Regions from separate parts of the Mus musculus genome. Here region 2 is linked to region 1. A link is a loop called in an ENCODE intact Hi-C map of the cell type or tissue named here. Cell type or tissue: heart. All regions are shown on one strand. Each heading gives the region's core, and the rest is flanking DNA. Links, peaks and the distances in the headings are about the cores only. Region 1 holds the start of Brd3 (bromodomain containing 3). Region 2 holds the start of Gm25541 (a small nuclear RNA gene).

Region 1 (11,797 bases), core at 2,420-10,419:
TTCCGAAGGCCCTGAGTTCAAATCCCAGCAACCACATGGTGGCTCACAACCATCTGTAATGATAACTGAATCTCTTCTGGGGTGTCTGAAGACAGCTACAGTGTACTTACATATAATAAATAAATAAACCTTAAAAAAAAAAAAGAATAAGAAAACCAAACCAAAAAACGGCTCTAAGATTCACATAGTGCCTGGCATACCTCAAGCTGCCCAGGAATGACCGAGTTGTTAGGAGCTCTCAGCTCCTCTCCAGATACTGTAATGTAAGGGCAGGCTGTTGGAAGTAGGGAGCAGAAGCTAGAGCCTGGCTTCGAAGCCATGTGGGACCTATGGAGTATGACATGAGCAGGGTGGATAAGGTATGCAGGCAGAGGCTAGGGCACAGAAATGAATATTAACTCTTCCAACAGTTAAGAGTACCTACTAGCCGGGTGTGGTGGCGCACACCTTTAATCCCAGCACTCGGGAGGCCGAGGCAGGCTGATTTTTGAGTTCGAGACCAGCCTGGTCTACAAAGTGAGCTCCAGGACAGTCAGGGCTATACAGAGAAAACCTATCTTGAAAAAAACCAAAAAAAAAAAAAAAAAAAAAAAGAGTACCTACTAGGTCTCATGAGCTATTGAACTTAGAGGTACAGAAGAGGGTAGACAAAGGCTCCAAGGAGTGGGACGAGGTAGAGAGATGGGGCTGAGAAGCAAAGGCAGGCCAAAGGCCTATGCACCCCAGGCCTGTCAGGGTATAAAAGTAGGCCCTGACTTTCCAGCTTCTGGAGGGTTTGACAGAAGAGGAAGCATGCCAGTGAGATTAGGTGGTCACATTTCAGGCTCAACTTTGTTGTTGGTGGGGACAGCCAGGGAACCTAGAATCCCTCCCCACGCTCGTGTACTCCAGGAAGGGGCCTCAGCCCTTGCTCTGGGAATGGCCAGCTCAGGACTCGGAAACTCAGATGAGCTCTTTTGCACTCTTACACAGCTTAGTCTCTTACAGACACATACAGGCCCAGGAGAGGTGCTTCCTTAAGGCCTCTGGGACACTAGGCCTTGGAGACACCCCAATTCTTGTGAACTCCTAGGAGCATCTCACTGAGAGTTCAGAAGCTAGCACGGACATGGCAGACAGCCTCAGGAAGCCTGGCACATGCCCATTGCCCTACAAGATCAAGCCTGGGTGCAGATCTTTTTGGGTGGGGGCTTGGAAGGTATATGATAGAATCTTTAAAAATATATTTGAAAGACTGACTTCACATTATGTGGGTGCTCTACTTTTACCAGTTGTTTATGTAATAATGCTGTGTGCATACCTGGTACCCATGGACTTCACAAGAGGGTTGGTACTGGGAATGGAACCCAGATCCTCTGCAAGAGCAATAGGGTCTCCTAAGTACACTGCCACCTCTTCAGCCCCAAGGGGTCTTTTAAACTGGTGAGTCACTAAGCCTGTGAGAGATGCCTCAGGCAGTTGAGGAACTTGTGTCTGAGCCTGGTGATTCCAGTTCGAGTCTTATGTGGTAGAAGGGGAGTGCTGGCTCTCACACTGTCCTCTAATTTCCACATGTGCTCTGTGCCACATGTACACACACACATACACAGTTACACACACACACATACAGTTACACACATAGTTAGACACACATACAGTTACACACATACAGTTAGACACACAAAGTTACATACACAGGTACACATACAGTTACATACACATACACAGTTACACACACACACAGTTATACATAGTTACACACACATACACTGTTACACACACATGCACTGTTACACACACATACACAGTTACACACATAGTTATACATAGTTACACACACATACACTGTTACACACACAGTTACACAATACACAGTTACACACACAGTTACATACACATACACAGTTATACACACACCTAATTACACACAGTTACACACACATAGTTACGCACATGTACACAGTTATACACAGTTACAGTTACACACACATACACTGTTACACACACAGTTATATACACATACACAGTTACACACACATAGTTACACACATACACAGTTACGCACACATGCACAGTCACACACACAGTTACACACACTGTTACAAACACATAGTTACACACATGTACATAGTTACACACACACATACATAGTTACACACACACTCACACACACACACAGAGTTTTCTGGGTTTTGTTTAAAAAGTTAACTGGCAAGTCCCTTGTCCTAGTAGCCAGAGTGCTCAGTGTGTCCAGAAAGGTGAGACCCAGATGGCAGGAATGATAATAGAACCTGCAAGGTGACTGCAGTTCTGCAAGCTCCCAGTCATGGCTTTGCTGGGGAGCCTGGGTTCAAGAGTTTAAGGACTCTAACTTAGAGCCTCCCAGGTCTTGCTCTCCTACCCTGTGTTCAGTCTGCGACTAAACAGCAGGGCTTCCTTGCAGTGGCCACCTCGCCCCAGGGTGTGAGAAGCACCCATGCTGTAGACCAAAGAGGAGACAAGAAGAGCCTGGAGAGGCTCCAGCTTGTCCTCAAATCTCTTCCAAGGACCCTGGGCTTGGAGCTTGGGACCTCTGAGACCAAGGATGTCACTTTGCCTTCTTGAGCCTTTTTCATTTTCAGGTACAGAACATATTCGTTGTGTATGTGTGTGTATGTGTGTGTGTACGTGTGTGTGTGTGTGTGTGTGTGTGTGTGTGTCTGGTATTTAATACCATAACCACCTGTGCATTTCTTGCATGCAGCAAAGTGCCCGCTCAGCCAGAAATAAACTCAGTGACACCAGGATCTTGGAATAGGTCCAGCTCACAGCAGAATTGGAACCCTGCATTGGCAGGCAGGTTCAGCGGGCACTGATGGAAAAACTTGTTTTGTTTGTAACGTTTTTGTTGGGGTCTATCACACACCCACCTTAAATTACAACTGGATAAAAACTGACTAACGTAGGCACCATTGTAATTTTCACCAAAACCAAGATCTGAAGTGTGACCCCGTCCTAACCCTTTCAAAACGCAGAAAAAGGGCGGGACTTAATCTCATTCCTGTCTTTCCATAGGCACATGGGGACACACTGAGACTCCAGAGAGGGAAAGTTGGCTGGCACAGCCTGAAGCATCCCTTACTGGTGTCTAGCTTTGGAGAATCCGCCTTTTTCCGGCACCACCAGCCAGGTCTCTTACGGAGTCCCCAGGTCTTCAACCCGCCCCAGGATTTTGGGGCGGGATTGATCGCGACTCCTCCCTGGCAAGGACCGCCCTGCGCGCGCCCTCGCCAGGCTAATTAGGCGCGCGGTTTGTTTACAAACATGGGCTGGGGCCGGTGCGCGCCTCCCTGCTTGTGAGCATTCGGGGTTTGAGGGAGGCCTCGGGGTACCCGGGTAGTGACCCCAGGGTGCTAACTGCGTTCCCGCCTTTCCCACGTTTTCCTAGGCTTCTGGAAATCCGCCCACCAGTTCTTATTCCCTGCGTGTGGCTGAGAACGCTAAAGTGAAGGCGCGCGGGCGGGCCAAGGTTCCAGCGTCGCCTCGGGTCCTGGCGGGCAACCTCCCAGCCCCGCCCCCACGCGCCCCTAGGCCGGGCCCGCTGGCGGCCAGGGCGGCCGGGCGGGCGGCCGGGGGCGCGCGGGGCGGGGCACGGCGTGGCGCCGGCGGGGCCGGGACATGTAGTCCGTGCGCCTCGGCCTCCCCTGGGCGGCCCTGGCGCGAGCCCGGGCGCGGACTACGACTCCCGCCAGGCGCCGCGGCGTAGCGCATGAGCCCTGTACAGCTCCGGCGCGTCTATTATGCTGCCGGGGCCGGCGAGCCAAAGAGGAGCCGGCCGCGCGGGCCGGGAGCAGACGGCGCTGGAGCCGCCTAGGCCAAGTACGCCTTTTTCTCGTTTCCTTGTACACTCTGGGCGGCGGCGGCGGTGGCGGTGGCGGCGGCGGACTTGGCTGAGAGAACACGGCCCGGAACGCATGGTGCAGGCCTCCCGCGCGTCTCGAAGCCCGGAGCCCGGGGCCGCCGCCTTTGTGCGCGGCCGCGATGCAACAAAGCGGGGCGGCCGCCTGCCCGGGGTCGCAGCGACTGCGCGGGCTCCGCTGCCCTCCGCCTTGCGCTGTGCGCCCGCGGCTTGCCGGTCGCCTCGGGCCGGACTGGGAGGCGTCGCCTTGGTCGGAGCGCCCAGCCTGGACTTGGCACAGCCCGCGCTCTCTGCGCCAGCCCTCCCTCACGGAAGGGATTTTTTTTTCCTTTCCCCTTTTCCTCTGCCCGCCATCTTCCGAAGGGGACTGCCTGGAGGATGCGCGGCGCGGGAAGGTGCGCGCGGTGTGCCCAGGGTCGCTCCGGCGCCACTTAGGGCGGATCGTCGCAGGGCAGGCCAGGCTGGGCCTGGACACCGCTGGAGCCTTGCAAGTGGGGCAGCCGCGGCGTGGCTTGGGGGGCGGCGGCTGCATTTGCAGAGTTATGGCCCGGGAGACGACTTTGCGCGCTTACGAGTTACTGGATTATTGCAGCCAGGCCAGGAGGAAACCCAGTTCATGTTTTGAAATCAGCCTAAACGAGTACTTAATCCGGGCGAGGTCGATTCGGATTGAGGTGGAAGGGGTGGGGTGCACGTCTTTTTCTTACTTCGTGTATAACACGCAAGCTAGTTGGGTGAGGAATGCGCACCCCAAAGCCTCTCGTATGTAAGGTTCTTGAGGATTCCCGGTGAAAAATCCTGGCGGCTTGGGGAAGTTCTCTCCACCAGTTGCTGCGACGGGGGCAGGGCTAACGAGGAAGCCATAAACAGTCTTCTTGCCCTGGGGCGGCGGGGGGGGGGCGGTAAGGAGCGGGAAGGGGGCTCACTGGGAGCCGGGGCATACCTTTTGTGAGTTCATACTTTAGGGCTCAATTTTAAGGCTCTGCCCTTTGCAATTTTGATTAAGAGCTTTCTGCCAGAAATAAGTGCACAGCTGTTGTTTCTCTACCTTAAACTTCTTAACTGTATAAGTTTGTGTCTCTGAGGTCATTCTTGTGTTCTTCAGTGGCTAACATGGGACTGGGTGCAGGAAGAGAAATGAGTGAAGGAATTGAAGGGCTCAGGTCCTGTCCCCCTTAACCCATGAGGACAAGCTGGTTGTTGTGTCGTCCATCCCCCCCCCCTTTTGTTTTGCACTTTCTTAGTGGTGTGCATTACTGGGGGTGGGGGTGCCCCTGAAGAGATCTGAGATCTCTGCTGTGCTGCTTGAAGTGAGTTTCTCACAGGCTTTCCAGGGTCCAGGAAAGGAAGGACTCCAAGGATCAAGCCCCAAGCCCCAGTGACCTTTTTTGAGTGGCCCTGAGTGTGGCCTCTCATTCGCAAATAGAGGCCTGTTTGCTGTTTGTTCTGTTGGAGGCCTTGATGTGCACTGTTGGCTGTAGATCATGAGAGGTGAGGTACAAGCTTGACAGTTCAGGAGGTGGGGGTAATTTCTTCCTGACCTTGCTTATAAACTCCGGGTCCACTGCTTTAGCAAGACACCAGGAATCTGTGGCGATCCAGACCTAGCCCCACATCCGGGGAATTCAGGAGAAAGGCATTAAAAAGCTTTTGTAGGGTGGATGACCAGGGGGTGTGCCAGTTCGTTCATTTCCCTACCTATATATCTATTTACTTTATTTATTTTACTTTTAGGAGATGCCAGGTTTACTTTCACAAAGAGTAACTGCTTTCTTTCCACAGTGCAGTATCCTGTTTTGGAAATGAGCTTTGAATGAGGGATGGAGCTTGTAAAAGTGTCCTCCCTCCCTTAGATGGTGAAAATGGGGGGGAGTGCTGAAAGGAAAGGCCCTGCCTGGCTTGCCTCTACTCCGGCTTCTGTAAGCCTGGAGCTGTGCCCCCAGGGGCTCTCAGGGTTACCTTGTCCACTTCCTGGTTTACTGTGTCACAGCCTTCCCAGGGGAGGGTGGCCCAAGGTCACAAGTGTTACCCACTGTTCAGATAAGTGCTGGTTATCCAGATCTCACCTTAGAAGGAAGAGCCGCGGGGAACTATGAGTGGGAAAACAGGATCCAGTGGAGACCTCCACAATTCAGAAGGTAATAGGAAGTTAAGAAAGCAGTACTCCTTCCCAGGGGACAGCCTTGAAGCTTGTGGCGTCCTTACAAAGCTATCCCCTGCACCTGGGGGCTGCTGTTTGCAGTACATTTTGACATGTGGTACCCTCTCGTCTATTTGTGGTTACTGCTGCGCTATGGGACACCCAGCTGTCTTAGTGTTGGTGGGTTCTATTGCAGGGGAAAGTGCCCCATTGTGGGTGCTCACAAGTTGGTAGTCTCTTTGTAGGCCTCTGGGTTGAAGTAGATCTGGGTCCATGCTGTGTACGTGGCTCAGGCTCTGGTTCTGGCAGTTCAGTACTGTTGGCTCTGGTCTCTGCGTCTCCATATGGCCTGATGACCTTGACCTGGAGATACATTTTGGGGAAGGGCCTCCTTGCCCCCATAAGGCCCAGAGCCCCACAGAGGCTATCATATCCTAACAAGATGAGGACTGGAGAAGGAGGGGCTACTAGCTCCAGTGTCATTGGAAGTTGGGCTTCCTGACCCATGTCTGGGCATTTCCAGAAGTCATACCCAGACACTGTGTGTGACATATAGAGGAGGATTCTGGTGGGACCTGTAGTCAGGTGGAAGGGACATTTGGGTCACAGGCATTAAACCGCAGGTCTTAGGTGTGGGCTGGCCTCAGCTTCCTATGTACATTGTGTGAGTTCTGCTTGTATAGTTCTACCTGTGATAATCTGCTTGGGTGCGGTTGCATTGCATTGGGCACCCAACTCCTGCCATTGGGCTTTACTATGTCTCTACTGTGCTTGCCCTGTAGGTTATGGCAGAGAGAAGAGAAGTTGACTGAGCTCTTCAGGTAATGCCCTCCCCTGGATAGTGCAGCCTCATAGACTGAGGGTAAGGTGGGTTACCACTCAGCCCCTGGCTACCCACTAAATAGAGCTCTGGAGAGCTGCCCCAGGTTACGGGAGCCAGGGCAGTGCAGACCACAGGACTCAGGAAGCAGGTGCCCTTGTGGTGCTTAGCATTCTTAGCTCTGCCTCAGTCTGGTTTTGGAACGCGTGGAGCCTGTCTTTAGTGGTCTGAGAACAGGGCAGGATAGTACCCCTGGGCTCCTGGCCCTGTGACCACCTGATCATGTATTTCTTGTCCTTATGGTCTCCCAGACCACCACATTTCTCAGCCTGCCTTCCCGTGTGGTCTAATGAAAGGGGTTCCTCAGGGCCTCCAGGTTGGATGAGGGAGACACTTGGGAATAAGGGCTGATCGAGGCGGTGGCCTTCTCTTGCTCCTGGCTGACTGGCTGGGTGGGTGGAAGATGGAAGAGGTGGTAGTTGAGCTGCTGGGCTCTGAATAGTTGCATTGACCCTCCTGTCCTAGCCCCTGATCTTGCACTGGAGGTGTTCAGAGAGGAGGTGAAAAAGACAAGGTGGCAACCCTTGGGGACTTTGGTTGACACACCTGTAAATCAGGCCTTGAGTTAGCCATTCGTCATGCAGCCCAACAGGAGAGTGTTTCTTCCTTGACCCAACATCCAGGTGCTGGGTGGGCCTGCTGCCCAGCTTTGTTCTGCAGTGTTCTGCTGTTCAGTAGTATCAGGATTCCTGAGCCTTAGTGCATGGTGGGCCACTTCAGGGGCTCCCTGCAAAGGTACTGGGACTCATTATAAGTCCCAGGTGCATGATCCACCTTCCCTCTGCAGGCAGCTTAAATGTCCTCAGAAGAGTGTAAGTGTAGGGTGGCTATGCTGTGGTGATTCAGAGGCTGTTCTGGAGGCCACAGTCTCCAGACGAAGAGAAGCTTCCTCTGGTGGACTGCTGGGATATGAAGCACCAAGGCCTAAGAGCCTGGGGCTATGGTGACAGTTGGAAGTCAGAGGTGTGGTGATTGGTGACAGCTGCAGCCACTGAGCCTTATGTGCCTTTCCATAGGACAGCCATGGGTTCAACAGAGCTGACCCTTCCTGGGGTGGGGTGTGTTCTTTCAGAATTGAGTCTCCTGCCAGACAGAGCCAGGCAGCTGTTAGAAGCAGGTGTGATATGACCAGGGTGAGCTTGGTGTGCTGGCTAGGGCTCCCTAGCAGTGAAGGTCAGGCAGTTCCACTCAGGAGAGTCCACAGTGGCCAGGGAGGCCCCATTTAGGCCCCTGTCTGCCTTGAGACTCCAAACCATGTTCTTCTCCAGGCCTCACTGTAATGAACAGTTGGCTCTGTCTGTCACAGAAGCTGGCCCAGCCTTAACAGATCTGTTTCCCCAGGCTTGGAGGGCCAACACTAGGGTGACCCTTCCCAGGACACTTAGCTGGTAGGTGTGCCAGTGTGAAGGCAGCAGCCTGCAGCATTGTGGAGCATTCATGGGGACAGTGGTGAATCTAGGTAGATGGTTCTGTTGGAGCCTGGCTCTGGCTCCTCCTGCCTGGGCCACAATAGGTCTCTGTTGTCCACATCTGAGTGGCTCCTTGCCTACCTTAGGGGTGGAGTTCATGGGATGTCCACCAATGTATTGGGATGAGCAGAACAGCAAGGACCTGGGGCTAAACTTGGACTACTAGGGTTCCAGGGACTCAGACAGCCGGTGTAAGGAGGGACCCTTCAATATAGGGTTCCCCAGCTCTATGTTGACTCCAGGGGAATGAGAAGACTAGGCATGGAGATATGGTGAACTTAAGTATGGCTCTTGCTTATCACAAAAAAACAGCCTCTTTTTGTGGGTAGCGATGGAGACTGACTATACAGAGCCCTAGCTGCCCTAGAACTTTCTATGTAGTCCAGGCTGCCTCCTGCCTCTGCCTCTGTCTCCTGAGTGAGAAATCCTCTTTAAGGCATCTTGAGGCTGGTGGAGCAGCAGGTGGCTGGCTAAGGCCCTACTCTTTTGAGTCCCCTATTAAGATGTGGGCATACCCCATATTGCTTTCTTTCTATTCTGATGACCCATGCAGCCACATCAACCCCGTCTGTGCTGCTTCCTCCCTGAACATGCCCCGGGGCCACTTTTTGCAGAGCTCAAATGTCCCCAGCTGTAAGTCCCTGACCATGGCCCCTGCCTCTCCACCACTTAGACCTTCTGGAGTCTCTGGGAGGTGGAATGGCCCTGCTCCTTCCTGACTCCCACACACCTGACCAGGGCAGCCTTCCCTTCCCGGGGAGATAGCCCTCACAGCTTGCCTTGAAGCTCAGAGTAGAGGCTTCTTCCCTGGGTCCCAAGAAAGGCTTCCCAGGCAAATCTGTTTCCAAAGTCTGGCAACTGCCCAGGGGCTGGGCTGGCCCAGGGTTAGCATAGGGAAAGGTACTGTGTGCTGGCGTGAGTAGCTGTGGAGCTGACCTTTGTCAAGCCTGAAGGCTGGGTTGTATGTAGTAGGTGCTGGCCCTCATGTCCCTTCTGTCCAGTAGTGCTTGCTTGGCGTGAGTGGGGAGACCTGAGCCCCACAGCTTGTAGGTTGACAAGAGAAGGCTCTAAAGTTACATTGAACTTTTTGGGTGTTTTTCGTGGTGATAAAATTGCAGGTTCCTCCTACCCCCTCAGTATCTGTCCAGGGCCCCTGAGCCTTGGCCTCTCACCTTTGCTGACTTGTCCTTTGGACTTAAAGGCTGGATTTCTGCTTTTATTCTTCAGCCTGGGGATTGGGGAGTGGCCTGCCTGAAGCCATGCAGTGAGACTGGGAAACCTGCAGGGTTAAGGCCTTCCCTTCCTGTCCTCTGTCCTGCATGGGTTTGTAGGGAGAGTGAATGGGGAGTGGACTTTAAGCCTTTCTTGCCTTTTCTTGGTGTGGTGAGGAGGCTGTCATCAGTGTAAGGTATGAATTGGCTCCACACTTTCTGGGTGGCCCCCTGCAGCATTCAGGTGTTCCTCCGTAATCTCAGTAGAGACTTGCTACAGGTTTCCTCTGGTATTTGTTGTGGGCCTCTGTGGTCTGTCTCAGTTTCCACATTGGGTGGTTTCACATCCTCTTGAGGCCAATACCTCCTCAGATGGACTTTCACACACACTTGCCTGAGGTCTTGCCCACGGTAGATGAGTCTTGTGCTGTCCTGGAGGCCCAAGTAAGGGGATTCCAGGGCTCTTGAGAAGTCAGACTCTGCAGAGTAGCAGGCGTGGGCAGGTGGGCCTCAGTGAGGGCTTAACCCTTGTTTTGCCCATGACATACTGGCTCCATCTCTGTCGTGCCTGCTGAAGCAGTTGCTGTGAGTGTCAGTGACACTCTGTAGCTTCTGAAGGCCAGGCCTTAGAAGGCTTACATACAGCTTCTGTGTCCCGGCTTTGTCAGGATCAGCAACAGGCAGGAGGGTGGCCCCTGGGGGTTGCTGCAGTAAAGAGCTGTCTGGCATTCATTGGCTGTCAGTGGGGCTGGGTGGTCAATGCCATGCCCCACCAGCTAGCTGCTTTACTGTGTGAGGCTCTGCCATCCTATGTGTGCACCTCTTTGGACTGGTATCTAGGGGACTGGTTTCCAGACCCATGGGCACCAAATTCGCAGGACCATCTATCTGTACCTCAACCACAGAGCAACCCTAAGGCACCCTGAAGCCCCTCATGCCTTTTCTGGAGGCAGGTGGGGCTCAGGGGAGATTTTGTGGGTTAGAAATGCCCTTAAAGGCCGGGTGTGGTGGCACACACCTTTAATCCCAGCACTCAGGAGGCAGAGACAGGCGGATTTCTGAGTTCGAGGCCAGCCTGGTCTACAGAGTGAGTTCCAGGACAGCCAGGGCTACACAGAGAAACCCTGTCTTGAAAAAAGAAAAGAAAAGAAAGAAAGAAAGGCCCTGAAGTCTCTTTGGTATTCTTCTTTAGCTCCAGTCCTAGCTAAGCCTACCTGAGGCCATGGTTCCCTGCCTCAGCTTTTAGAAGGATGTGGTCCTTAGGTCTCACTGTTGCTGGTGGGAAGTCTGATTTGTCCAGGCCTCCATTTGTCTTCTGCTTCTTGCATCATGCCATCAGGCTCCAGACACTCTGATTCATGGACTGTGCAGTACAAGTCCCTAAAAGATAAGAAGCACGTGCCTCTCCAGTAAGGGTTTCCGCAAACGCGTCCACGGCACAGGCTCAGTCCTGAGAAGCTCACCTTAACCCAAGCCTGCTTCCTGAAGTACAGAATGGAGCCTGGAGGTCTAAGCGAGGGGATCCAGAGTTCTTCTGTATGAAAGTCGGCCCTGGGTACCACAACCTTCCTTCTGCAAGATCACTGTCCTTATTCAAAAGCTCTTAGCAACAGGCCCTTGACCATTTGGCCTTTCCCAACCACAGAAGGTGATGTTTGATTGGGGTGTTCCCTTAGGCCTGGGGCTAGGGATCTGCATAGGAGGGACTCTCATCCCTATAGAGTACTATAGTGTCCACTGGTTTACCAGTCAAAACATGTGACCCAACAAGAGGTAGATCATAGGATCAGCCAGCCTGAGCTTAGTGAGTTCCAGACCAGCCTGAGCTGTAGAGTGAAACTGTCTTGAGCTAAAATAAAAAAGGAAGGAAGGGATGCCTCTGACCTACATGCTTGTGAGCATTGCAGAGGTATGTCCATCAGTGAGATAGAAGGCCCCAGACATGGTCGGCTTGCTGGCATTTCTAGTTGCCACGACTCCCCTCCCTGCCAGCCTTAGAGACTGGGCTTTTAGGGTTCCACTGAAGCTCCTTCTTGTATTGTTGGGGGTCTGCATATTTGAGTGCTCTGGTGTGTGTTGGACTGTGCCCCTGATGGTCTGTCTGCCTCTGCTGTACTTATTAGAAGCCTTGGCTGTTCCCAAGTCTTCACCCTGATGAGCAACTTGGGTCCACCATGGGGTCAGAAGGCCGCTTCTCTTCTGGGTGGTGGCCTTTACCAC
Region 2 (11,797 bases), core at 1,413-9,412, 68 kb before region 1:
GATGTGATAGTTTGAATAAGAATGGCTCCTGCAGGCCACCAGGGAGTGGCACTACTTAAGAAGGATTGGGAGGTGTGGTCAGGTGTGAGGAAGTATGCTGCAGACCCTCTGGGCCCCTTTGTCTGCGTGGAACGGGTCTCTAGTCGCGGGTGGGCAAAGCGTCGGATGAATTGACAGACAGATGCACACAGGAGAGGTTGTGTAGAATCTGAATGTATTGTCAAATCGAGCATCAAAATTTTTATGTAGCAGACAATAAGGAAGTTGGGTGACACACCAGCAAGGTACAAAGAGGTTACTGGAATCTTACATAAAACAGAGGAATGCAAACACAGAAGGTCTAACGGGAACCACCTGGGATAGAATTCATTGTTAACAACTGGGATCAACAAGGGCTCCACCTAAGATTCACTTAATCTTAGAAGCCAGGGTCAAGGGCTTCATGCCCTTGCCACAGTTCCTATTTTAGTCTATTGTATAGTCCACCTTCCCCTTAGGCCATTGTAAATACGTGTGTATGAGTGTAACACTATAGTTCTAAGTATCTATTCTGGTTTCTCCTTTGGTCTGAAACTTCCTTCTTCCTTAGTGATGGTAAATTCCTGTATATGGGAGCGACTTGGCTTTTATTCAAAGTGATAGTACACTATTATAGTACCAGAGGCTATTCTGAATGTCACTGAATAGCAACATTCTTACTGAATTTCAAGCCCATGGTCTTGCTCAAGGACGTTCTAGGACTGTTGGAACACTGGCAGAAGGCTTTAGCTATGTCAGAATTCAATCTTAAAAGGCACTTATAATAGGATAATACTAAAAGAGAGCACATGGATCCATACACTAGACTAACGCGGGAATGGAAAATTAATGTATGGATTAGAGAGAACGCCAGACTCCAGGAGCGAGTTTCCGTGAAACTCTTTTGCCTCGTGAGTAGCTTTCAAGCCTCAGCCTGTCAAGCTGACTCGACCGGAGAGCGTGGCAGGAGTATACCACTCAGGAGTGGGCTTTGAGGTTACAAAAGCTCAAGCCAGGGCTAGAACTTTTAATTTTTTTCAAATTCTATTCTTTTTTTTTTCTCCCCTCTCCCCTCAAATTCTATTCTTAATGGTGGCTCTTAAATGCTTTAACCTCCCTTGTAGCCCACCACCCAACAGAGGTAGTAAAAAAGAAAGGATACAGGAAAAAGTGGACCTTTTAGAAAAGTTCTTTGAGCAACTCCCATCTGTGCTGTATGAATATCAGCAGTTCAGTTCACAGGTTAGCAGGCAGCGGCAGCTCGACTCCCTCGCAAACACTTCACAGATACACCAGCAGTCCAGTTCAGTAGTTAGGTTAGCAACAGTGGTGACAGGGCCTAGCAGAGACAGCCAGGCCTCAGCAGGAGGGACCAACAGGAACAGTAGAAGTTCTCAGCTGTGCCTCTCTCAGGGAAGTGAAGATCAGCAAAGACTTGAGACTAAGGATTTCAGGAGCAAATTACTCGAGCCAGTCAGCATCTGCTGTTTAGAAAAGATGCTTTCTTGGGACCAATCGGGGTGTGGGTGGAGGATAGTACAGGAGCTGTAGCAGCGTTCAGTGAGCTTGCTGCAGTGTTTCTCCACCTGCTCCCAGAATCTGTGTCGTTGACTCTGCCACCAACTCACTCTTAACCCCCAAGGGGAAGTAGGGTATGACAGAGAGAGCTGTCCAGGGCATGGTCAACACACCAGCCAGCCAAACTCTGTCTCCATCACTCCATGGAGTCCTATTTATACCCTCCAAATACCATGTGCCCTGCTTCAGCATGTGTCTTGCCTCAGCACCACTCTACGGAAGCAGTACATGTGTGTTGTTAGCAAAGAATCCTTCATTACTTGTCCTTTCATGTGCTTGCTTTAGCAGAACATCCTTTCTCCTGTGTCTGCTTCAGAGAAACGTTCTTTCATGTGTTTGCCCCAGCTAACTTTCCAAAGAACTCTTAAGTTACCTCTTCACAGGCCAATATCTTTTTCTCCCTGCTTCCAGTGGATCTGGATGTAGAACTCTCACCTACTTCTCCAGGACCATGTCTTCCTGGGTGCCGCCATGCTTCCTGCCCTGATGATAATAGTCTAACCCTCTCAAACTGTAAGCCAGGCCCATTTACATGTTTTTTTTTTTTAAGATTTATTTATTTTATGTATATGAGTACACTATAGCTGTCTTCAGACACACCAGAAGAGGGCATCAGATTCCATTACAGATGGTTGTGAGCCACCATGTGGTTGCTGGAATTTGAACTCAGGACCTCTAGAGGAAGTTGGCACTCTTAACCACTGAGCCATCACTCTAGCCCCATTTGTTTTCTTTTGTTGTTGTTGTTTTTGTTTTTCAAGACAGGGTTTCTCTGTGTAGCCCTGGCTGTGCTGGAACTCACCCTGTAGACCAGGCTGACCTCGAACTCAGAAATTCGCCTACCTCTGCCTCCCAAGTGCTGGGATTAAAGGCGTGTACCACCACCACCCGGCCATGTGTTTTCTATTATAAGAGTTGCCATGGTCACTCAATCTCTCACTGCACTTCAAGAGGGCACTGACTAAACAGGTGGTTCTCACCTGAGACATTCTTCCAACAGAAGAGGATACAATGGAGATTGCACGTCTGGGGAGGAATTGCTTAGATTTTTAAGCTTCCCAGAGGCTCACAAGCACAGACTTCAGCTTCTTGTCATTTTTTTCCCTTGAGAACTTCAATTTAACAGAACCCTTACTATATTTGATTAAAAAAAAAAAGTCATGTGTGGTATGTGTATGTTTGCCTGTACATGTATGTGTAGCACCCAGTGGCTGACATTGGAGACCTCCCTCAATCACTCTACACTTTTATTTCTTGAGACAGGCTCGCTCAGTGGACCTGGAGGTCACTACTTCAGCAAGCCAGTGAACTATAGGGACCAGCCTGTGTCCATACCAGCCCACCCCCACTGTCTCCGGCACTGGTTTAGACCCAGGCCTCAGACCTAGCTTTTCTGTGGGTGCTAGGGATTCAAACTCGTTTCTCACACCTGCAAAGCACTTTGCCCACTGAACATCTCCCAGTTTGCTTTTGAGTTACCCTAGTGCCCGCCCTTTTCTGTCTTTCTTTTTCTCATCTGCTCAATTGCTTTAGCACTTTACAACCCAACTTGAATGCTGACTGCAGTCACTGAGGTCCACAAGAGCCTCTTCTACCTGACCACGGTCTTCAGGGCTCAGCCATGCCACAAAAGCTAACACCAACACCAAAGTTCCTGCTCAACTCACGTCCTTCACAACACACCACAGGCAGACCCACTTTCCTTACTCTCTCTTCTATGTTCTTCTATCATGTTCTTCCCAAGAGCTCCATGTTTGGGATCCCAGGAGGGGCTCTTTGGCACAGACGTGACTGCGTTCTCTTTCCTTCATGCCCCTGCACAAGCTGGACTTAGGTGGTGTCCCAATTTCATGTCTGTTACTGTGATAAAACGCCTCGACCAAAAGCAACGGAGGAAGGAAGGATTTATTTCAGTTGGTAGTTCCAGGGTACCGTCCATCTTCGAGGGCAAGTCACGTCACACCTACATGCAAATTCAGACAAATGAACACACCCATGCTTGCTGTATATACCCAGCTAGCATCCTTCATATCTATATAGTATATAAAGATTTTTTTAAAAATATATATATGGCTTAGCAATTAAGAAGACTTGTTGTTCAGTAAAAGACTGGTTCAATAACAGTTTAATGGCAGCCACAAGCACTCTAACTCCAGTTCCAAGGAATCAGACACCCTCTTCTGGCCTCTGCATGGACATCATACACAAACATACACAGGCAAAATTCTCATAAGCATATCATTTTTAAAAGTAGTATTTAAAAAAATATTTAATGGACATTCCATTAAATGTGACTCTCAGTAAACAGGTTAGTTTTAGTGAAATATGTCTTATGAAATATTTGGGACATAATACTTTAAAAAAAAATTCATCGTTTTATCTGACATTCCAGTTTAGCTGTGTGTGTTCTATCTAGCAACTGGTTAGTGAAGTGACCCGAACAATTTTGGCTTCTAGAACTTTCTCTGTGTGCAGTTCGTGACGTCCTTGGGAGCATTTAAGGACAACCACCAGTCCAGAAGTGGTGGTTCTGCTCCTTTCTCTTCGTGCTCCAGAGTCTAGGCACACGGAACCAAGCCGTTCTACCTGTAGCCCAGCCCAGCCTGCTGGCCTCGGCAAGTTCTCATTGATCCTTAAACCCTGAGGTATCAGTGAAGATTTGGCCTGGCATGGTTCATGACAAGGACCTCAGTGAGAGAAGCCCTATGCTGACCAGACATAGCACCATGGGCCTTCCTGTGAGCAGGTGCTGGTATGATAGACAAGGGAACAGAAGGTGTGTTTATCACAGCTCAAGGCCCAGAGGCACCAGCAAAGCATGTTCTACTAACGAACAACAAAGAGCTTCCCTGTTACCCACAGGTTCTGCAGGTTGTCCAAGAAAGAACTGTGGCCTAGTAGGCTCTCCCAGCATGGTCCCGACCCTAAGACACCCCTCTAGCTGCCTTTCCTTACCCTGAGACACGCTTTGTCTCTAAATGTGGCGGTGGACCTCCACCTGTACCAAATGCAAAGCCGGGCCATGACAGTAGGAACCACAGAGGACCACAGAGAGGATTCAGTGGGTAAAGACATGCAGTGACTGATGTGATGGCCTGAGTTTGAGCCCAGGGACTCGCATGATAGAAGTGACTCTGAAAAGCTGTCAGGGGACAACATGGCTTTGTTTTATTTTTAAAGCTGAAGAGGCCTGCTCTGGTGTTCCTATGGGACCGGCTGCCCCCTCCTCCCACTATTTGCAATGAACTTTCAAGCCCATGAAGAGGATGTAGCTGTGCTGGTGCCAAACCAAAGCTGCCAGTTCATTCTCCCAGCTCCGGGCAACACCAAGATCACCCAAAATGTTGCTCCCAGCCTCAGGTCCAGCTCCCACCCCCAGAAAGCTGACCCAGACCCTGGCCCTTGCTCTCTCATGCAGACAATGTGCAGAGTAATCTGCTCTGTCTTTCCATCTGTGAGCAGATTCCCAACTACGGCCAACAAGCTTGTCCTAAAACTTCCCAGTAGAAAAACCTGACTCAATAATGCTAGCCTATGGCATGTGGTACTGCAGGCCTTTAATTCAGCACTGGGAAGGCAGAGACGGTCAGATATCTGAGTTCAAGTTGCTATGGTCTACACAGCACCCTCCTGAACAACCAGGGCTATGTACAGTTCTACATAGCCCTAAATAATAATAATGCCAGCGTTCCAGATGTGATATGCACGCCCACTCCGTCCACGGTATCTAGCTGAATAACCCTTTGACTCCTTCAGTACCTGGCCATGAACCTGCCTTAACAAATTAAGTCCTGTTTGTTTCCAGGACACGTCTCCTTCACCTAGACTGGGCTGGCTTAGTACTCAATTTTCCTGACTGCCTGCACTTCCCAGGTACAGGTATGAAACACATGCCCAGCTAACTACGGACTGCTGTAAAACACAAGCAGCCCGAAAATTACAAAGTAAACACAGCCGATACATACAGCTCCTTCACTGTTTGTATGCATATATGTGCTCGTGTGCACTAGGCCATGCGTTTGAAAAAATGTGCATGACACTTGTACAGGTGTGAGTATGCCTGTCCCTCTTTAGATACGTGTGCATTCTTAACACACCGTGGTTTTACGAAGGGGACTGATACTACCAGGTTGTTCTAGATCGATGGCTTCTTCAATAAAATGGACTTAACCGAAGATCCCCGGACGTGGATACAAAAGCAGGGACAACCGCCGTCGTGTAGAACAGTCCTTCCCTTCCTCGAATCCTGAGCGACAGCTGACGTGTAGCCAGCCTTCGCTGCGCATGCGGAGACACGGTGGCGGGAGCCGAGGAGTATGCGCAGACTCCGTACACAGCCTCCCCCGCACTTTCAGCGTTTACAACCCGTCGCCCGGAAATCTAGGAAGGATTAACAGGCGCTCGTCCTCTGATTCGTGCCCGCCCACTTCCACTTCCCGCCGTCCGCAAGCGTGTCCCGGTTGGACGTGCGCCTACCCTGTTTTGTTTCCGGGGAATCTGCTTTGCCCAAGAACGTTCACAACTTCCGGTGTTCCCTTAGGCCTGTGATTGGCTAGTTTTATGAATTAATTAAAGCGTGTCGGGTTTGAAATAAATAAACCGTTTTTACTTCTAAATAACCGCGCTGAAATTATCAAACCACCAAATAAAATATGATACTTTTCAGTAACAAGCTTTTGTGACTACTAAACAAAATTCACCATTATCTAAAAAGGTCCGATATTGGGAGCTTTAAATACGCCGCGGGAGGAATGTACTTCTGTGTTGTATGAAAGGAGAGAAGGTTAGCACTCCCCTTGACAAGGATGGAAGAGGCCCTTGGGCCTAACAACACACATACGGTTAAGGCATTGCCACCTACTTCGTGGCATCTAACCACTGTTTTTTTTGTGTGTAAATTTGGAAGCTGAAGGATGTAATCTTTTTTTTGTTTGGTTTTTTTGTTTTTATTTATTACGTATTTTCCTCAATGACATTTCCAATGCTATCCCAAAAGTCCCCCATACCCTCCCCCCGAAGGATGCAATCTTATACAGATTTCTTGCTCGAGATTTTTATTCTAATCACCATCCCCAACTCTCTTACCCAGCATATTTGGGACAGATGTAAGTCTACTTCAAACAGGCAATTTCATTCTGAAGCTTGGAGGACTGCCATGTGCAGTAGCTCAACTTGCCACCTACTAAGAGCTATTTGCTCATCAACTTCGGATATTGGGGTGTTCCTGACAGACATAAGGCACTTAATACTCAAACAACAAATGACCCTGAGCACTACTCCAGACGGTGGGGAGTTCATAAGGGCTCTCCTAGAGCAGGTGGTACAGCTTTCTTTATTGACTGTGGCACCAAATCTGTCTTTAGTATCAGAAATCCAAGCAGTGGATACAGGTATGTGTATACTGTGATCACAGTTGAGGTGTATGCACATTTGTGTGCATGTGCACAGAAACACATGTAAACAAATATATACACTCGCTGGGCAGTGGTTTCTCACCATGATGATAATGGATTGAATCTCTGAACTGTAAGCCAGCCTCAGTGAAATGTTTCCCTTTATAAGAGTTGCCTTATAAGAGTTTCCCTTTATAAGAGTTGACTGGAGAGATGGCTCAGCAGTTAAGAGCACTGACTGCTCTTCCAAAGGTCCTGAGTTCAATTCCCAGCAACCACGTGGTGGCTTATAACCATCTGTAATGAGATGCCCTCTTCTGGTGTGTCTGAAGACAGCTACAGTATATATATATGTATATGTATATGTATAAGAAGAGTTGCCTTGGGCTAGCAGTGGTAATGCACGCCTTTAATCCCAGCACTTGGGAGGCAGAGGATTTCTGAGTTCGAGGACAGCCTGGTCTACAGAGTGAGTTCCAGGACAGCTAGAGCTACACAGAGAAATCCTGTCTTGAAAAACAAAACAAATATAATACACACACACACTCATATGCATTTAAATTTAAAGAAAGAGAGACAAAGAGAAACAGAGAAGAGAATGTTGTTTATCAGACTGGGTCTCAGCTGGTCTTGAACTCTCAATACTTATATACCAAATACATCTTAAAAAAAAAAGTCCTGGGGTGGAGAGATGGCTCTACAGTTAAGAGCACTGACTGCTCTTCCAGAGGTCCTGAGTTCAATTCCCAGCAACCACATGGTGGCTCAGAAGCCTTCTTCTGGTGCGTCAGAAGACATCTACAGTGCACAGGACTGGAGTGGGGGCCAACCAGAATGAGCAGAAATCCTCTGAATTCAAATTCCCAACAACCACATGATAGCTCACAACCATCTACATTAAATAAATAAATCCTGCCTCAGTGAGATTAGAGCCATACCTGTCCCTTGCTTGTGTTTAAGGAATATACTTCAAAGCATTTCTCAAGATGTTAGTTGTGAAATGTCATCTCTGTGTGCCTTACTCTAAAATATGCAAAATTGAGGTCATTTTAAAACAATCCCAAAAAAACACCAAGGAGTTTCAAAGCTGATACACCCTGGGGATAAACAGACCCACTCGCAAAGGTGTCAGGGCTGCACCCCTCCTCAGGAACCCACTGACAGGCAGTCATACTCAGGCCCACACGGCTAGAACCAAGTCCTTAGCCAAAAAGGAAGGTGGAAACCTTTAAGGCATTGGGCCATGGAGCAACACACTTCTCTTGGAAGGTGGAGGGAGGCTCATGAACTCCAAAAAGAAACTTAGTCCCAATAAACTGAAAGCTACAGGACTTATAAGGCTCCTCCCCAATTGCTAGGGAGAGGCTGGCTCAAGGTTCAAGAGCACTAGCTGCTCTTCCAGAACTCAGGTCCACTCACAACCATCACAAGGATCAGACCCACTCTTCTGGCCTCCATAGCCACCAGACACACACATGGGATATAAACACAAAGCACTCGTATACATAAAGCAAATATTTCTGGGCCATTCTGGAACTAGCTCTGTAGACCAGGCTGGCCCTGAACTGACAAGAGATCCATGGGTCCCATACCTGGGATTAAATGTGTGCCACCAACATGGGGCACATCTTTAAAAATGCTAAGCAGAGACTCCCACTGTGCCTCCCACTGGCTTGGGGAGCTCCAGGGCTGTCACTCAGGCTGGGCTGGCTGGTTTAGGACACTCACTGATCAAGTTGGATTTGTTACCTGGGTTAGACCTTAAGTTCTCTAGTCTTAGTAACTAGACTTTAGTTCATGTCTGCCCAGAAAAGGTCACAGCCTGTGTACACCAAGAACACAGGGCACCCAGCAGAAATCCATATAAAGCCATTCCATTAGGCCAATGTTGCATGAACAGCTGCTTGTGCCCAGTTCCAAAGCCACTTATACTAAAGCTACTGACACAGGATCCATGACACCGTACTTCAGAGATTTACATTAAACCCATCAAAAGTAAATTATGCAGACTTGGGAGCAGGGAAGACAGCTGAGTGGATAATACACTTGCCACATAGACCTGAGAATCAGCATGCATCCCTAGCACTGGTGTAAATGCAGGGCAGGCACAGCAGCCTGCCCGCCTTCCCAGCATCCACAAGGCTCCCAGTTATGCTGCCCGGCTAGACTAGCCAAATTGGAAAGCTTTGGGTTCAAGTAAGAGAACTACTGAGGTGGGGAGCTATCAAGAAAGTTATCTGGCATCACTCTACACACATGAACCATCACACATATGCACATTACCTAAAAGAAAAGCAAATTTTTTGGGGAGGGGTTGTGCTGAGCAGATGGCTTAGCACTTGAGAGCACTGACTGCTCTTCAAGAGGTCCTGAGTTCAAATCCCAGCAACCACATGGTGGCTCACAACCACCCGTAATGAGATCTGACGCCCTCTTCTGGAGTGTCTGAAGACAGCTACAGTGTACTTACATATAATGAATAAATAAATCTTTAAAAAAAATTTTTTTTCTCCCTTTGGTTGTTATTTGAGCCTTGGTTTGTGTAATCCTAGCACTAGCTCCGCAGACAGGCTTTGCTTGAACTTAGACCCTCCTGAGTGCTGGAACTAAAGGTGTGCTCCTCCACTGCCTGTTCTGCTAAAGAAATCCTTATTGAGTGCCAACCAAGTGGGAGGGAATGACAGGTAATCCTCTGATCTCCACACACCCAATGAATGCACACAGAATGAATTCCTGGAAAAAACAAACTTATATGGAACAAAATTACAAGGCATGAAAATCTTTATTTTTAAAAAGAGAATGTATTTTTACATAAATCTACAACAGAGTTCAACTGTAGAAAAAATAAACTATACTCGGGGATACTGTGCTCGACATGGCAAGCAAGCTCCCTCCCTCAGGAGGAGGCCGCACACCAGGCCACAGCTGGAAGGACCTTACTACCCTCCAGAAACCCCAGCAACATGCCCACAACATTGACCAGAACCCAGGTTCATCTATCCAACAGACGCCAGGGGCCCCAGAGCCCATGTCAGTGTGACAAGCCACCCTCTTTAACAATGGCTTCTTCGATGTGATAGCCCATTTACACACCATCTCCCTCAAGGAAGTGACAATGTATGGGGTTTCTTTTCCAATACCTTTGGATTCTTATTATGCACGATGGAGGGAGAAAGGGCTGTCAGGACCACAGCTGGGGACAAGCCTTGGCAAAGGCAGAGTAGAGCAGCTACTGCCCTGGGTGATGTGGCTTCAATACACATCAGTGTTGGCCTCACAGATGGTTGCTGCTGCAACCAGAGCAAACCCAGAATCTCCTTTCCACCCATGTCTGTGCCCAGCAGCCTCCGCCACCCATCTGTACTCCCAGAACCTCTGCAGTCTGCTCCACAGTAGGTCACCCTGGGTTCAGCCAGCAGCAGTTGTGAAAATGCTGTGTAGTCCTGAGCTTGGCCACTACCTCTTTCCAGTCCTGGTCACCTGAGGCGGTGACCTGGGGCGGGGGCCAAGGACATAAGAGAGGTTTGGTGGGTTTAGAGGCCAAGGCAGGAAGCTGTACCTGCTGGGGCAAGCACCATATTGAACTCCTCCCTCCTGCACAGGTGACCCTGAGCCTCTCACAGAATAAAGAGGTCCAGAACCTCACTACATGGTGCCTTTCCAAGACTTCCTTCCACTCTTTCTCATCTGAGGTTCTTCCTCTCCAACACTCAGCACCCACAGCAGCCACTGGGAAGAAGAGGCACAACAAGGATCCATCCTCCCAGAGACCTTTCCAACTCCTGCCAGGAAGGGAGGAGGGCTTTATAAAGCCAGGTGTCAAAGAGCCTGGTCAGAACTCAGGGCCACACCCAGTCCATACCCACCTTTTATTACAGTGTGTGTAGCTTACTGAGTGATACCAGTGAGACAAGGAGACATTTCAACCACTGAGAGGTCAGTGTTGACCTATGAACTCCAAAAGAACAAAGGGACTTGACACGGATACAACTTACAACCTTTCTGTGTTTCCAGAAACTCATGGAAGCACGCTGGGTACTATTACAGGCAGGAAAATTGAACAAGCAGGCCAGGGCAGGAGGCAGGGAATGGGAGTAGGGCTGTAGGTCCTGTTCCAGTGTGCACTGGGCAATACAATACCAAAACAACAACCACAGAGAAAAACAACCCATGAGGAGCTGAACTCACTCTTGTAATAAAAAAATTAAAAATTTGTTGCCTCTGAGCACAGAACAGACCAGGAACTTCCCCAGGCAGAGACAGAATTGGCAAGAAATATCACAGTGGCTATCAAGACTCGGTAGTGTGCACTCCCCTGAGCCGACATCTTCAGATAGGAGGTGCACCAGGCCTGTCAACCCAGCCTGGCCCCATGCCTCTGCCCCACATGTGTTTCTTGCCAATCCGGGTGGCTTCCTTAAGTCTCCCATGGAGCCAGGACTTAGCAGTCACTCTTCCACAGTTTGATTGTTTTGTCGTTCTCTAACGCTGCTGAGGCAATGATGTTCTCTGTCGGGTGACAAGCCGTGGAAATCACAACATCTGAAAGGAGAGTAGTCAGGGAGCCACTCTAGGACAAGCAGTCCCAGCACATGCCTCACTGCCCTCAGGAGCACAGGGAGCACCGCAGGGTTCAGGGGAGTGCTCAGAATGCCAGAATAGTAACAGGCATCTTAGCCTTGCTCTGCTGGGCACAAGGCACTTGGTGGGTACCCAGCAGGGTCTGCACACCTGTCTACACTGGTCTCAGGACTGACTATGCCCACTTGCCCCCTACTATTCCTGAGGTTGTTCTACCTGAGCACAAG

Evidence for each region. A loop is a pair of places that touch in the nucleus more often than their neighbours do. Peaks named below come from ENCODE experiments on the same cell type or tissue, not always from the same donor. Only the 100,000 strongest peaks of a DNase experiment are listed, where the experiment ranks them.
Region 2: it touches region 1 in a loop (4-fold over the local background); 2 of 42 quality-filtered maps call a loop at or near these places.

What each region holds. Positions count from the first base shown.
Region 1 is chr2:27,467,617-27,479,413 of GRCm38, reverse strand. Brd3 (bromodomain containing 3) reads left to right here and starts at 3,741. Exons shown (of 12, transcript NM_001113573.1): 1 at 3,741-3,837. In heart, for the core only: no CTCF peak of the experiment used is centred there; DNase peaks (open chromatin) are centred at 3,323, 3,653, 4,283 and 5,873; H3K4me3 peaks cover 4,883 bases; H3K27ac peaks cover 5,594 bases.
Region 2 is chr2:27,534,491-27,546,287 of GRCm38, reverse strand. Gm25541 (a small nuclear RNA gene) reads left to right here and starts at 6,358; the gene lies at 6,358-6,483. It overlaps Gm13421 (predicted gene 13421), which reads right to left and starts at 5,862. Exons shown (of 2, transcript NR_166127.1): 1 at 5,723-5,862; 2 at 198-3,559. Wdr5 (WD repeat domain 5) reads right to left here. Exons shown (of 14, transcript NM_080848.2): 14 at 9,753-11,531. The coding sequence ends at 11,431. In heart, for the core only: no CTCF peak of the experiment used is centred there; DNase peaks (open chromatin) are centred at 4,867, 5,377, 5,977, 6,397 and 1 weaker place; H3K4me3 peaks cover 1,812 bases; H3K27ac peaks cover 1,989 bases.